Linked DNA regions of Homo sapiens: region 2 is linked to region 1. A link is a contact called in ENCODE Hi-C or POLR2A ChIA-PET data. All regions are on one chromosome and are shown on one strand. Each heading gives the region's core, a stretch centred on a gene start or an enhancer-like site at or near the end of the contact. The rest is flanking DNA. Distances are from core to core; before and after follow the strand shown.

Region 1 (6,860 bases), core at 306-2,805:
AATGTTTAGGGCTATGGATCCTCAACTAGCCTGAATGCAAGACTAAAATATTCCTGAGCCTGGTGCAAGGTTTAATGGAACTTTTAACTCATCTGTTTCAGAAAAGGTAACAAGGCTAAAATATTAAGGAGTCCTAGCCTGATCTGACACATCTTGTCAGGTGTTTCATAGCACTCTGAGTAAGAGTTTTGGGAAATTAATAATAGTAATAAAAATCTTGTGAAAGGGCTCAAGGTGTTGCAATCCTCATCACCTATGAGCACCAATTCTGCAGCTGTTTTGCACGTAACTATAAATTATGATCTAGTCTCTACATACATAACTTCCCCCACATTCCTGCAGGGGTCTCTTTTCCTGCTCAATCTCAGGAGCAAGCTTTAATTTTAAGACCCATGAATACTTGAACAAATTCAGGAGTCAGTTTGACACATCATTTTATATTTTTCTGATGACAATTTCTAGTTTACTTTTTAAAAAAAGACACTATTTTAAAAATACTTTGGGATAGGTTTGAGTCGTTGTGTTTGCTTCCAGTCAGAGAACTTCCTACAAAACTGAAGATATAAAGTGCTGATGCCTGGGCGTGCCTGCGTTCGTTGGGGGCACGACGTCATCGTGGGAAGCGTGTACTTTTTCGGATTACTGCTTGGCGGATTAGAAACCCGTAGATCAGTTCTAGGTTAGCCCTGATTAACTGCCCTGGGTGTTTCTGGGCCAGAGGGAATGTCTGCTGGATTCAAACCAATATCCGTTGTAAGACAAAAGAGTTAATTTGTACTTTACCCCTATCCAGGCTAATAATGAAGGTACCGGGAATGATCTGGAATGTTAACTGGTGCCCGCAATCGCGTCTGCTGAACCTTCTGCCCCCACGATTCTGTCTGCCCACATGCTTCTGTCTATCAGCCCCGGCCTCGGGATCAGCTCTCGCCGCGTCATTGGTTGGATTTCAGGAAGGGAGAAGCCCACGATTTAAAGGGCTCCTTTTGCACCTGCCAGACATCGTCCGCATGGTCCAACTTGCCTTTGGCACGTATCTGGAAAAATCTCCTGCGCTGTTCGTTTATTGCACTGACTGGTCAAAGGAAAGAGTGTTCCCTTAGTCACCTTGACAATTTCCAAAAGCGAAACTTGGGCTCTAGACTAGATCTACACTGAGTCTGCGGGGCGCGGAGTCCCTGCCCAGGTCAGTAGCGCCGGCCCGGCGGGCGGGCGGGGACAGGGGCGGAGCCTAGGCCAGGCGTGGTCTTCCGTGGGAGAGAAGGAAATTCTTTGCCCCACCCCCTAAAAACTGCTCTTCTGCCAGCCAATCAAGGAGGCCTATGCAAATAGGGTCCCTGTCGCCCCGGTAACCATGATGCACGGCAGCCAATGGAAACCAGCAAGTCGCGGCCCTGCTCCATGATTGGGACTGAAGTAAGGAGGTAGCGGCCCAATGGGCTGTGGGAACGGTCCTCGGCGGGTTGAGGGGCGGGGATATGCAAATATGGTTTGAAAAGCCGGCGGGAAATCCGAGTTTCGCGGGAGGACCTTGGCGCGTAAACCGTATCCCTTCATTCATTGTCAGCAGCAGCTTCCTGGAGCCATTTTTCAGCTGCCGGCCGCAGCACCCGGGCTGCCGCCGCCGCCTCGCAATCCGTTGCATCGGCCGCCCCCGACGCCTCCATCCCCGCTTGGGGCCCGATATCCGTGCGGCCGGGACCCTCCTCTCTCCAGAGCCCCGATTATTTTTGGCCCCCGGGGCCTGTGCGGTGCGGAAAAATAAAAAGAAAAGAGAGAGAGGGGGCTCGGAAGCGCCGGGCGGGGAGGAGAGAAGGAGGAGAGACTTGGAAACTCCGACTGCAAATAATAAAGAAATTGAAAACAATACATTAATATACCATAACACTAAAAAGAGCAGGAGCGAGAGATGAGAAAGGGAATCCAGCCCGCTCTGGAGCAGTACCTGGTGACCGCCGGGGGTGGGGAGGGGGCGGCTGTCGTCGCCGCCGCCGCTGCAGCCTCCATGGACAAAAGGGCACTGCTAGCCAGCCCCGGCTTCGCCGCCGCCGCCGCCGCTGCCGCCGCCCCGGGCGCGTACATCCAGATCCTCACCACGAACACTTCCACCACCTCCTGTTCCTCCTCCCTCCAAAGCGGCGCCGTAGCCGCCGGCCCCCTCCTCCCCAGTGCCCCCGGCGCGGAGCAGACCGCCGGCAGCCTCCTCTACACCACGCCGCACGGACCCTCCAGCAGAGCCGGGCTGCTGCAGCAGCCACCAGCGCTGGGACGCGGCGGCAGCGGCGGCGGCGGCGGCCCTCCGGTAATACCCTCCCTCCCCACCGTCCCCAGCCCCGGCGGGAGGTGGGCTCGCACCGCGCGGGGTCGTGGGCGCGCTGCGGGCCGCTCGGGGAGAGCACTGGGCCGAGCATCGTGGGCCTCGGGGGCTGCCCCTCCAACGAGGGTTCATTGTTAGACCTGAGTGCTCTTCCCGGCGCCAGGAGGGTCGGGGGGCTCGGCCAGGCGCGCGGGGCGGCGGGGATTGCCTTGGCGCGAACCACATCAAACACTCCAAAACTTTTCGCGGCCCCCCCTTCTTTTCCTGCACTTTTCCCTACCCCCACTCTCCCTTCCCCTCCAACTCGAAGCTTCCTCTTTCTCGGGCGTAGGAAGGGGTCACGCCCCGGATGGAGAAGGGGGTGGGGGAGGGAGTAGTGAACTGGGGTGTGGGGGGCTCTGAGGGGTTGAAACCGGGGGACTGTTGGGGTGCTAGCCCCCAGTCGGCCTTGGAGGCTCGTTGGCGGCCGGGGGTCCCTGCGGCGTGCTCGGAGCGCAGGGGATCGGCGGGGCTGCGCTTGACACATTTTAGGATCTGTAACTCCCGGCAACAAAGGGGCTGGGGGAGGTGGAGGGGAGTCGGGCGTGGGGGAGGTGGGGCTGGAAGCCGGGTGCGGACTGGGGCGTGGGCTGTCTGGGGTGAGGGGCTCGCGGGCTGGCGCTCTGGCCTGGGCGCATCCTGGCAGTGGCAGCGGCGGCGCCCGCGTGGCCCAAGCGCCCAGGCCTTCCTCGCCGGGCCCCGGGCCTGCCCTTGACCCGCCTCTCCCCTTGCCCCTTCCTTCCCCGCCCTGTCCCCCTCTCCGCCCCCCGGCGACGGAGGGCGGGGGCAGCTGGGTTCCCGTCCCGCCGCCTGGGTCTGTCCCTCTCTCCGGGACCCGCCGGTGACGTTTCGCACACGTGCGCGCAGGACGCGCCTGTGACTGGGGAGGAGGCGGCGGCGGGAGGGGGCGCTGGAGGGGGAGAGGGGGGCACCCACTTCCTCCTGCTCGCCGGCTCCCTGGCCTGGGACGGTCCCGGCGCCCTCGCACCCGCCCCCGGCACCGCCACCCTCCCTCTCCTCTCCCCACCCCCCCACCGGCGCCCGCCCTCGCCCTGCGCCGCCGGTCTGTTCGGCCCTCCGGGCCCCCTCTCCAGCCGGCCCCCCACCTCCCCCCGGAGCCAGGCTGGTTTCGGAAATGCCCTTACAGCAGCAGGTTAGTGACCGGGACGGCTCGGGGGCCGCCGACGCCGCGGGGGCACCGGATTCTGTTGGGGGCTGAAGCGGTGAGGGTAGGCGGTTGAGCGGGGTTTTGGAGTGGGAACGGGGGGTTGGGTGCTCGAGGGAAATGAGTAAGCAAGAAAAATCTAACTAAGTAAATGCCCCGGCCTCCGGTTCTAGGAACCTCGGGGCGGGAGTGTCTGCCCCAGGGGGTGGGTATGGTGTTTACGTGGATTTTTTTTCTAGGGGGCGGATGGATGGGCGATAGAAAACCGGAGGGGGCTTCTCGCCAATGGCCGAGTTGAGCTCTGTTTTCTGTCTTCCTTCCCTTGTGCTGGAGGGGGAGGGGGGTGGGTCAGAGGGTAGGGTGTCTGTAGGATTCCCAGGCCACCCGCCACCCCCTCCCTTTGTCCCTGTAATTTATAAAGCGCCTTTGAGAGATGATTTAGGTCAGTATGCGGCTTCTCTTTTTGTTGGTACTAGAAAGAAGTGTGGCCCGGAGGTCTCCCCTTTCTCCTTTTCTCTCCTTCATTCCCTTCCTCCATGCCTCCGGGTCTTCACCCTCGTGGTGAGGCTTGGCCTCCACGGGGCTAGAACCGAACCAGACTCAGTTAGATCCATGGTAGCCTGATTATACCAGGCGTGGACCTCACCTTGTCTCAGCTCCAAATGGGTTTAATTTTTGGAGAATCAAGATTTTGCGGGAGTCTTTAAGAAAGTCAGCACATAGGCAGCACTTTGGGAAATGGGATGGGTTTGGGAATAATGAGGCGTTTTTTATTTCTTTCCTGTTCCCAGTTTCTCCCCGGGTTCGGTCTTAACTGCTTTCCAGCCCCAGAGATACTTGCTGGGCATGTGTGATGTAGTCTTAGTCAAAGAAGCTCATCGTTTTTTAGTGACTAGGGTCTGCCAGCAGGGGGGAAACGGAGCACAGTACCTGCTTAGACATAGCAGTATCCGGTGTGCTGGGTTTTCAGTCGCAAGAATATTCCATGCTTTTATTAGCTTCAGATACTCTTACTGACTTGACCTAAGCATGTTTGGACATATTTTAAGCATATTTGACCCCTGCACAGTTCTGTTACTATTTCATAAACCTAACCTTAAACAACCAGCTATTGACATACTTCTTGGATTAGATTCACAGATTTGCAGGGGGTAGTTTTGATAATGGGAAATTATGAGAGCTTCAAGTTGATTTTTAAAAAATTTTAACAGTGTTTGTTGGGCCAGGTCCCTAAGACTATCTTTCAAGCCAGGTTTATTATATCTAGTTCATTGTATTTAAGTATTTAAAGTATACTAAATTACCCTCACCATCTTCCAAGTTATTTCAAAACTTTATTCTCCTTGACATGAAATTATTATTCCAGGAATAATAATATCCTTTTGAGTTTATGTGCACACAAAAGGTTTTTCATTACAGGAATATAAATGTTACTCATATACATATTCAGAAGCATTTTTTATATGATTGCAATGTATGCTGAATCATTGGTTATCTGCATTTTTTTTTTTTTTTTTTTTGAGACGGAGTCTCATTCTGTCGCCCAGGCTGGAGTGCAATGGCACGATCTCGGCTCACTGCAACCTCCGCCTCCCGAGTTCAAGCATTCTCCTGCCTCAGCCTCCTGAGTAGCTGAGATTACAGGCGTGAGCCACCACGCCTGGCCGGTTATCTACACTTTTAAGAGCTATTTCTACTGGCCGGGCGCTGTGGCTCATGCCTGTAATCCCGGTACTTTGGGAAGCCGAGGGGGGCGGATCACGCGGTCAAGAGATCCAGACCATCCTGGCCAACATGGTGAAACCCCGTCTCTACTAAAAATACAAAAATTAGCTGGGTGTGGTGGTGCGCGCCTGTAATCCCAGCTACTCAGGAGGCTGAGGCAGGAAAATCGCTTGACCCTGGGAAGCGGAGGTTGCAGTGAGCTGAGATCCCGCCACTGCACTCTAGCCTGGCGGCAGAGCGAGATTCCGTCTCAAAAAAGGAGCTGTTTCTTCTGGGAGGGTGTAGGAAATTTATCTAGTCAATGCATACAAAGTCTTAAGCACTGAATATAAAGTTTGATTTATTGTTTTTCTTATCGAAATTATATTAGACTTCCATGTAAGTCTTCGAATTTTGAATTTTGTTGATATTCTTTCCCTAAGCAGGAAAGACAGGATGGGGAAAGCTAAGTGATTGGCTGAACAAAGACCACCTAAACACTCTGTGTCCAAGAAGAGGTTGAAAAGTCTTCAGGTGGCCAGAGTTGCAGACCTATCTGGTTCTGATCCCAAGTTCTGTCTCAAGAATATCTAAGGACTTAACCAGAAGCAACTTCTTCACCTTTTTTTCAATGGGGGTAAAAATATGAGTACTACCTTACCAGCTGTAAAGCATCTATTATTTACAAATTGTATGTTCATTGGCAAATAACTTAATCTCTCAACTCAGTTTCTTCCTCTGTAACATAGGGACAAAAACAGTGTCACCTTTAAGGTTCTTTTGAAGAGTTAAATATGATAATGCATGTGAACTATTTAGCACAGTGCCTGGCAAAAAGTAGACACCCAGTACAATTCATATTTATTATACAAATGTTAATTTTTTTCTGACTTAGTGAAATAGTGTAAGGCCAGGTGCACATTGTCCCTTTGTTTACATATATGAAGAGAACTGTTAAAAGTCTTTAAGTGATCTGTAATTAATTATTTATGCCCAATTAATTTGGGCTTTTAAATATATAAAACATGGCCATCCTAGGGGTAAAATAGGGACATTTCAGTAAGACACGCCTATATAGAGATAGTGGTGTTGAACTGCCAAGCATATGCCTTGAATTGTGACAATTCAAGGCCACATCATCCTCACTTTTTTGCCTGAGTTCCACTCCGTCCATGATTCCACAGACCTGCCAACTTTTGGGTGCAGTTTATGCTTAGCGGCTTTTGTTAGACCTGAACTCTCAATCTTCACCATGTCAGAGACATGCATTAGACAAATTCCATCTTAGTTGGTGAACTGTTGGAAATGTAAGAACTCCAGAGAAACCATAGTCAGAAGTGCTACTCAATGGAGCAGACAAGGCTTCATCATTTTCTGCTGCTGCTTCTAAAAAGAAGCTGAAATTATTTTATTCTAGAAAATTTGGGATTTAATAATGTAAGAGACTATGTCCTGTCACAGTCATAGCAACCTACTGATTCTACTTTGGGAAAGAGCCCTCAGTGCTTGAAATTTTCATCTAAGAATGGAGAACCATAGGTGCTATTTCAGCAGGGTCTCTTTTCCTGTACAATTATAAAAAGAAAAGTGCCGGGTTCCTGTGGTTCTATACTCAATAATCTTGCTTCTGCTGAG
Region 2 (7,327 bases), core at 4,662-7,161, 5.8 Mb after region 1:
CTTACTGAAGCCTCGAAATCCTGGGTTCAAGGGATCCTTCTACCTCAGCCTTCCACGTAGCTAGTACTACAAGTGCAAACTACCACACCTGGCTAATTTTTTTTTTTTTTTTTACAAGGTTCATTTTAGCTAAATATTCTTTTTCCACCAGTGAGAACACTGACTGTCATTATATACAAATAGATAATTTTACTTATTTGCTTAATAGTAATGTGCACATAAAGTAGTTTCAGAATTGATAAACTATATTAATAACAAACACTTTTGCTAAATTATAGTATATACTATACTAATCCATATATATTAGATTACAGTGTGTATGTATATGTATATATGATTGATTTTTTTGTCTTTAGCCTTAAAGTATCCAAGTAAATTTTTTTTTTTTTTTTTTTTTTGAGATGGAGTCTTGCTCTATCACTCAGGCTGGAGTGCAGTGACGTGATCTCGGCTCACTGCAACCTCTGCCTCACGGGTTCAAGTGATTCTCTTGCCTCAGCCTCCCAAGTAGCTGGGATTACAGGTGCATGCCAAAACAGCTGGCTGATTTTTTTATTTTTAGTAGAGACTGAGTTTCACCATGTTGGCCAGGCTGGTCTTGAACTCCTGAACTCAGGTGATCTGCCTGCCTTGGCCTTCCAAAGTGTTGGGATTACAGGTGTAAGCCACCGTGCCTGCCCAGGGAGTATGCAATTAGTATTGTATTCCAATGTTACTTAGGTTAACTTTTATCTTCTTCCCTCCCTTAAATGTTACTATGTTATTAAGTTAATACAGCTTGGTTTATTTGTTTCATTCCTTGTATTCCATTTTGTATCCCCCATTTCTATCAGTTTTAATCGTTTGTTTAATAGTTTATTTTGCTGGCATATGAAACATTACTATAGTTGTAAGGGTCACTTATATGAAAAGGTATAGTCAAAAAAGTGTCATTCCCTTCTTATCCTTACTGTTTTTTCCCATTCCCCCTTCTTTCCACCTGTTTCTTTCTCATCCACCTCCCATAGGTAGTCAATGATTTTTAGTTTTTGGTTTAGTTTTCTATATTTCTTTTGCACAAATGAATAGAAAATTGTCTGTTTTCTTATACTCCCTTCTTTCTCAGCAAAGGTCATTATATTAAGTATATTCTTTTGGACTTTGCCTTATCACTTAAATGTATATCCTGGAATTGATACTAGTTCATAGAGATCTTAGTCATTTTTGTAGCTGCATATTACTGCACTGTGTAAATGCATCCTACTTTATCCAACCACTCTCTTATGTGGGGCATTAAAGTTTTTTGAAATATTTTATAATTCCAAACATTGCTGTGATGAATAACCATGGGTGTGCAAACCACAGTGTTAATTATTGACTTAAGTAAAAAGGAAACAATGTTGAAGATACTATATAGTCCATCTGTCTAGCATAAAGCACCTCTTTTCCAAACTCTATCTTTAATGAAACAATCATGGTAACATCATATTAAAATACAGAAATTCAGAATTAAGCTCTTTGACTGCAGAACTGTGAGGTAAAAGCAACCAAGCACAATCTTCTCTTTTATTTCAACTTTTCTGCAAATCACATTGTTCCCCTTAGTTCATAGTCATATTTGTAGCTGCATATTACTGCTATCATGTCCAAAATAAAAACAATTAGAGTGTCCCCCATTTTCCACCACTCAGGGTACCTTAGAGACTTTAAAAATGTCAATGATATCAAATTACTTTCTTAGCTCATTAAAGAATAACATACTTGATAATATTTTATGACTATAAAAGCTCAAGAAATTGCACAAGGAAGACATACTGTGGACATGTGAACAGGCACAGTAGAAATGTCTTTTACTAAGGGGCCTAACACACCAAGATTTGTGTATATAACTAAAACTACATGCAACGAAAACTGGTATTTTATATTCTATTCTATTTCACTAAAAAGAGAAATATTTTGTCCTTGACAACTAAACTGATTTCACAACTTTTCATGCTTGTTCAGACCTGTAGTTTGAGAAAACACTGTTTAATAAGCATACATGCTTTGAAGTAAAACCAACGTGTGCTGGAATCTGCAATGTACCTCTTACCAACAGTTTTCTCAAGAGAACTTGTTAACCTCTGCATGTCCATTTCCTACTTTGTAAAGTAGAAATACTATCCATAACAGAGGATTGTTACACTGACTAAGTAAGAATGCAGGTAACTCAGGCTGCAGCCCAGTTGTGGGGGAAAAAAAATTTCAGATAGCATGTAGTACAGTAGCCAACAAATGGGAAGGATGACTATCATTAAAAATGATAAAATGGATAAGGAATGTAGATGCTGTACTAGAGGATTCAAGTAGTCCATAAGCAGCCAAGGTTCAGTCTACCTTCTGTGGTTGGAAAATAATGACTCATTGGATGCTTAACTTTAGTTACTCTCCTTTCTCCTTCTTCAGCCCACTATAGTGGCCAGCCAGGTGTGAATCAAAGGAAGTCAAGATTGGACTAATGCTGTCCCCGTCTTTCCAATATATGGTCATATTCAGCATGGATATCTTTTCTAAGATCTCACAGACACGCCCAGAAATCCCTGGGAGAACTCACGTGACAGGAAGCACATTTGCCCTATTGGTCATCTCTAGTGAGTTCAGCAGAGTTGCCAAACTTGGCTCGGCATAAGAGTGGCATGAGAAAACTGATAAATATTCAGATTCTGAGGACCTACTGAAGAGTTATTATGTCAGAATAATCTTGAGCAAGGCCTCAGAATCTATGTTTAAAACACATGCATGACTGGGTGGTTCATACCTGTAATCCCAGCAGTTTGGGAGGCCGAGGCGGGTGGATCACCTGATATCAGGAGTTGGAGACCAGCCTGACCAACATGGTGAAACCCTGTCTCTACTAAAAATACAAAAATTAGCTGGGTGTGGTGGCGGGCACCTGTAATCCCAGCTACTTGGGCGGCTGAGACAGGAGAATCGCTTGAACCCGGGAAGTGGACTTTGCAGTGAGCAGAAATCGCTCCATTGATTGCACTCTAGCCTCGGTGACAAGAGCGAAACTCCATCTCAAAAAAATAATAACAAAATAAAAAATAGAACACATGCATGAACATGTGTGTGTGCACACACGCCTAGTTCTGAGATAGCCAGCCCGCTGACCAATAAGAAAGTAAGGCCTTTTGTTATTGTTCCTATTTCATCACCGACAAGTGTCAAATAGATGCTTGATTTCATAGTGGTCAATCCTCAATCTCTGTCACCAAGGCTCGAGAGCACGTTCACTGCAACCTCCGCCTTCCTGGTTCAAGGGCTTTTCCTGCCTCAGCCTCCCGAGTAGCTGGGATTACACCACCACACCTAACTATTATTATTATTATTATTATTATTATTATTATTATTTTATTTTAGCAGAGATGGGGTTTCACCTTGTTGGTCAGGCTGGCCTCGGACTCCTGATCTCAAGTCATCCATTCGCCTCAGCATCTCAAAGTGCTAGGATTACCGGCGTGAGCCACCTCTCCCAGCCCATGCATTTGGAGGCAGAGGCAGTGGTTGCAGTGAACCAAGATCGCGCCATTGCACTCCAGCCTGGGTGACACAGTGAGACTCTGTCTCAAAAAAAGAAAAGAAAAGTAAAGTAAAGAAAACACACCACACCTTAAGGAGGCAAGCAGTGGAAGTTGAAAGACCACAGAATTTGGAGAGTTTAACTCCTTCCTAGCCATGAGGAATACACTGGATAAAGTGAGGCATGTGAAAGCAAACTTCCATGTGTTGTGTAAGTTTCAGTCATTTACAGGAGTGGTTTTTGTTGTCATTAAATAGGTATAATATTACCATTCTGGAATCAAATGCCCATATAATCAGTTTCCCTAGTCTGTTTTGGAGATTTATCCATCTCCCTTTTTATTTCAATAAATACCAAAGGGCATATTTATTTTTGCACTGATGTGCAATAATTAGATTGAAAATACACATCAAGATATTAAAAACATTGATAATTTACATCACTTTTATAACAAATTCAACATTAAACAGTACTGTTTTGATACATTTCACTCGTGTTATATCAAAATTCTATATTCTCCTTATTTCAGTAGCAGAATTTGTGTCTGGAGATTTTGGGCAATGAAATTAAAATTTAAAATGATATCCAACGCCATATTACAATCAACCACGTCCACAGAACAGTATCATATCACCTTATAGCACTGGGCAAAATTTTATTTTGTTTCCATGATAAGTGGCTTGTAGTTCCACCCATACTGTTCCAGCCATATCGTTTTTCAGAAAAAATTCTTTTTTTTTTTTTTTTTGAGACGGAGTCTTGCTCTTTCGCCTAGGCCTGACTGCAGTGGCACTATCTAGGCTCACTGCAAGCTCCGCCTCCCGGGTTCACGCCATTCTCCTGCCTCAGTCTCCCGAGTAGCTGGGACTGCAGGCGCCCGCCACCGCACCCGGCTAATTTTTTGTACTTTTAGTAGATACAGGGTTTCACCGTGTTAGCCAGGATGGTCTTGATCTCCTGACCTCGTGATCCGCCCGTCTCGGCCTCCCAAAGTGCTGGGATTACAGGCGTGAGCCACCGCGCCCGGACCAGAAATAATTCTTTTGGTTGGGCTTTCATTGCCAGCTTACATACACTCTTCTTGATTGGGCAACTACCTAAAGAAATTCACTCAGACATTGTTCAAAGGATGTTTTCAGAGGGCAATGATTTATAATAGCTTAGATAGACTCTCAAAGCTCTACTTCTGAGATCGAAATTTGAACTTGTCGTTTAATCACTACATGTCACTTATTTTTCTTTCTATTGAGCTCTGGGAAGCATTGGAATACAATCTTCAGGGGGATTGAAACCATACGTGGTGAGTGGACTAGTCATTCCTCAACTATTCAGTAATAATAGGGGCTGGGTTTCACTAATAATGGGAGTAGATGTTTCAATCTACGTTTCTTATTTATTTTGCCTTATCATCAATGCTTGAATTTCAGCTCTAAGCTACTTTATTGCAATTTGGTTCTGAAGCATATGCCAAAAGCACTCAGCAAGGCTGCAGACAAATGCTTTAAAGTAAAGTGCACCTCCACTTCCAGTGACTTTATGAACATCACATTTGAAAATTAATCCTTTTTCATCTCTGTACCCTGAGTACATTTTGGACTTCCCTTCGTTCCCAAATACCCTGAATTCAAGGTATCTCAATCCATGGAGCAATTGTCCAGAGGAAGAGAGAAGCAACAGCCCCGCCCCCAACCCTTGGGAGCAGAAAGGGAAAGAATTATCCAAAGAATTGTTTAAAAACTCAGATGTAGCGGACAGATGTAAAACCATGGCTGTATAGATTGATGTCCCAGGGGTCCAAAACTTAATCTCAAATGGGCAATAATTTGTTTGGCATTAAACTAAACCAGTTTGATGAACTCAAATGCCCTCGGCTCAATAGGCAGGACTCTCCGAGGAGCCTGTGTTACTTCCCTCACTTAAGTGCAGATTTGTAATAAAAATCTTAATGCCAGTGGCATGCTTTTTGGATATATAAGAAGCTAACCACTTGGAGTATCATATTTGAGAGGTCAGAAAAGTCCACAGTTAAAGATCGGTTTATAATTTACGAAGAAAATAGAAAGTTTTGTTTCTCTGAGTTGAAATTTGCCAAGCACGGCGGGAAATATTGCAAGTTTTTGGCACAAGGCTTTGTGCTTCCCTTATAATTTGAGATCTGCGTGAAGCCTGAGGGTTCGGGGATCATTATCTGAGAAAAACCGGGCAGTTCGGTGTAGACAATTTTTATATTTTTGGCTTTTTTTGAGGTGTAACAAACACAACTCGGGATCCGAGAGGACACTCTGCGGCTGCCAGCGAGGCGGGCTGGACAGCGCACCAATCACGGCGCAGCTCCGCCCTATATAAACGGGCGGGCGCAGCGCCGCGGCTCGAGTCCCGGCCAGTGCCTCTGCTTCCGGCTCGAATTGCTCTCGCTCACGCTTGCCTTCAACATGTCCGAGACTGCGCCTGCCGCGCCCGCTGCTCCGGCCCCTGCCGAGAAGACTCCCGTGAAGAAGAAGGCCCGCAAGTCTGCAGGTGCGGCCAAGCGCAAAGCGTCTGGGCCCCCGGTGTCCGAGCTCATTACTAAAGCTGTTGCCGCCTCCAAGGAGCGCAGCGGCGTATCTTTGGCCGCTCTCAAGAAAGCGCTGGCAGCCGCTGGCTATGACGTGGAGAAGAACAACAGCCGCATCAAGCTGGGTCTCAAGAGCCTGGTGAGCAAGGGCACCCTGGTGCAGACCAAGGGCACCGGCGCGTCGGGTTCCTTCAAACTCAACAAGAAGGCGGCCTCTGGGGAAGCCAAGCCTAAGGCTAAAAAGGCAGGCGCGGCCAAGGCCAAGAAGCCAGCAGGAGCGGCGAAGAAGCCCAAGAAGGCGACGGGGGCGGCCACCCCCAAGAAGAGCGCCAAGAAGACCCCAAAGAAGGCGAAGAAGCCGGCTGCAGCTGCTGGAGCCAAAAAAGCGAAAAGCCCGAAAAAGGCGAAAGCAGCCAAGCCAAAAAAGGCGCCCAAGAGCCCAGCGAAGGCCAAAGCAGTTAAACCCAAGGCGGCTAAACCAAAGACCGCCAAGCCCAAGGCAGCCAAGCCAAAGAAGGCGGCAGCCAAGAAAAAGTAGAAAGTTCCTTTGGCCAACTGCTTAGAAGCCCAACACAACCCAAAGGCTCTTTTCAGAGCCACCCACCGCTCTCAGTAAAAGAGCTGTTGCACTATTAGGGGGCGTGGCTCGGGAAAACGCTGCTAAGCAGGGGCGGGTCTCCCGGGAACAAAGTCGGGGAGAGGAGTGGGATTTTGTGTGTCTCCGGAGCTATTTTTGACTAAGGCGTCGCGTCGCCCAAGCCGGAGTGCAGTGGCGTCATCTCGATTTTGCGTTCTCGAGTGTCGGAGTTGAACCCATTTGGGCCTCCCTTGTGCTTTGCACTTTTAGCAGGCCCTGGCCTCCAGATAGCATGGGAAAAAAAATGTTGGGATTTTCCCGGGTTTCTAAGCTGGGTTTTTCCGAGTTCCAAACACGGCACAGTGTATCAGTTTCTGTGCTGGTTACAAGCCTACTGGTTATCCCTATCGAGTATGGCAGGCAGTGAGGGACTTCAGAGGAGTACGTCTTAGGACAAGTGGCATAGTACTGACATTATTTCCGAAGGGCTACATTTCAAGTGCTTGGGGAGACTACTGCCACATAACTGAAAATTAGAAACCGACACTGCAGAAAAATACTTGGTCCTTAAATGTGGCATTTGGATGGATTAAGGACTTGCCGAAACGTAAAACTGACAGACTTGGGGGGGGGGGATGTCCCAATTAGCACGGCT

Evidence for each region. A loop is a pair of places that touch in the nucleus more often than their neighbours do. ChIA-PET counts read pairs that join two places held with the same protein, here RNA polymerase II (POLR2A). Pooled maps may share reads with other maps.
Region 2: a loop to region 1 is called in a pooled map, with 7 times the contacts of the local background. The contact joins the promoter of H1-4 here to the promoter of E2F3 in region 1. A Hi-C loop is called at or near these places in 5 of 50 pooled maps. POLR2A ChIA-PET finds 5 or more read pairs at or near these places in 2 of 52 experiments (K562 and activated CD4-positive, alpha-beta T cell).

What each region holds. Positions count from the first base shown.
Region 1 is chr6:20,400,324-20,407,183 of GRCh38, forward strand. E2F3 (E2F transcription factor 3) reads left to right here and starts at 1,556. Exons shown (of 7, transcript NM_001949.5): 1 at 1,556-2,302. The coding sequence starts at 1,910. It overlaps LOC124901482, which reads right to left and starts at 2,449. Exons shown (of 3, transcript XM_047419652.1): 1 at 2,102-2,449; 2 at 1,946-2,057; 3 at 418-1,839. The coding sequence starts at 2,449. The coding sequence ends at 1,232. RefSeq lists silencers at 1,131-1,370, 2,221-2,690, 2,891-3,510 and an enhancer at 1,469-1,993.
Region 2 is chr6:26,150,418-26,157,744 of GRCh38, forward strand. It overlaps H1-4 (H1.4 linker histone, cluster member), which reads left to right and starts at 5,912. Exons shown (of 1, transcript NM_005321.3): 1 at 5,912-6,698. The coding sequence starts at 5,974. The coding sequence ends at 6,633. RefSeq lists enhancers at 5,640-6,391, 5,916-6,075, 6,336-6,415, 7,145-7,327 and a silencer at 6,706-6,755.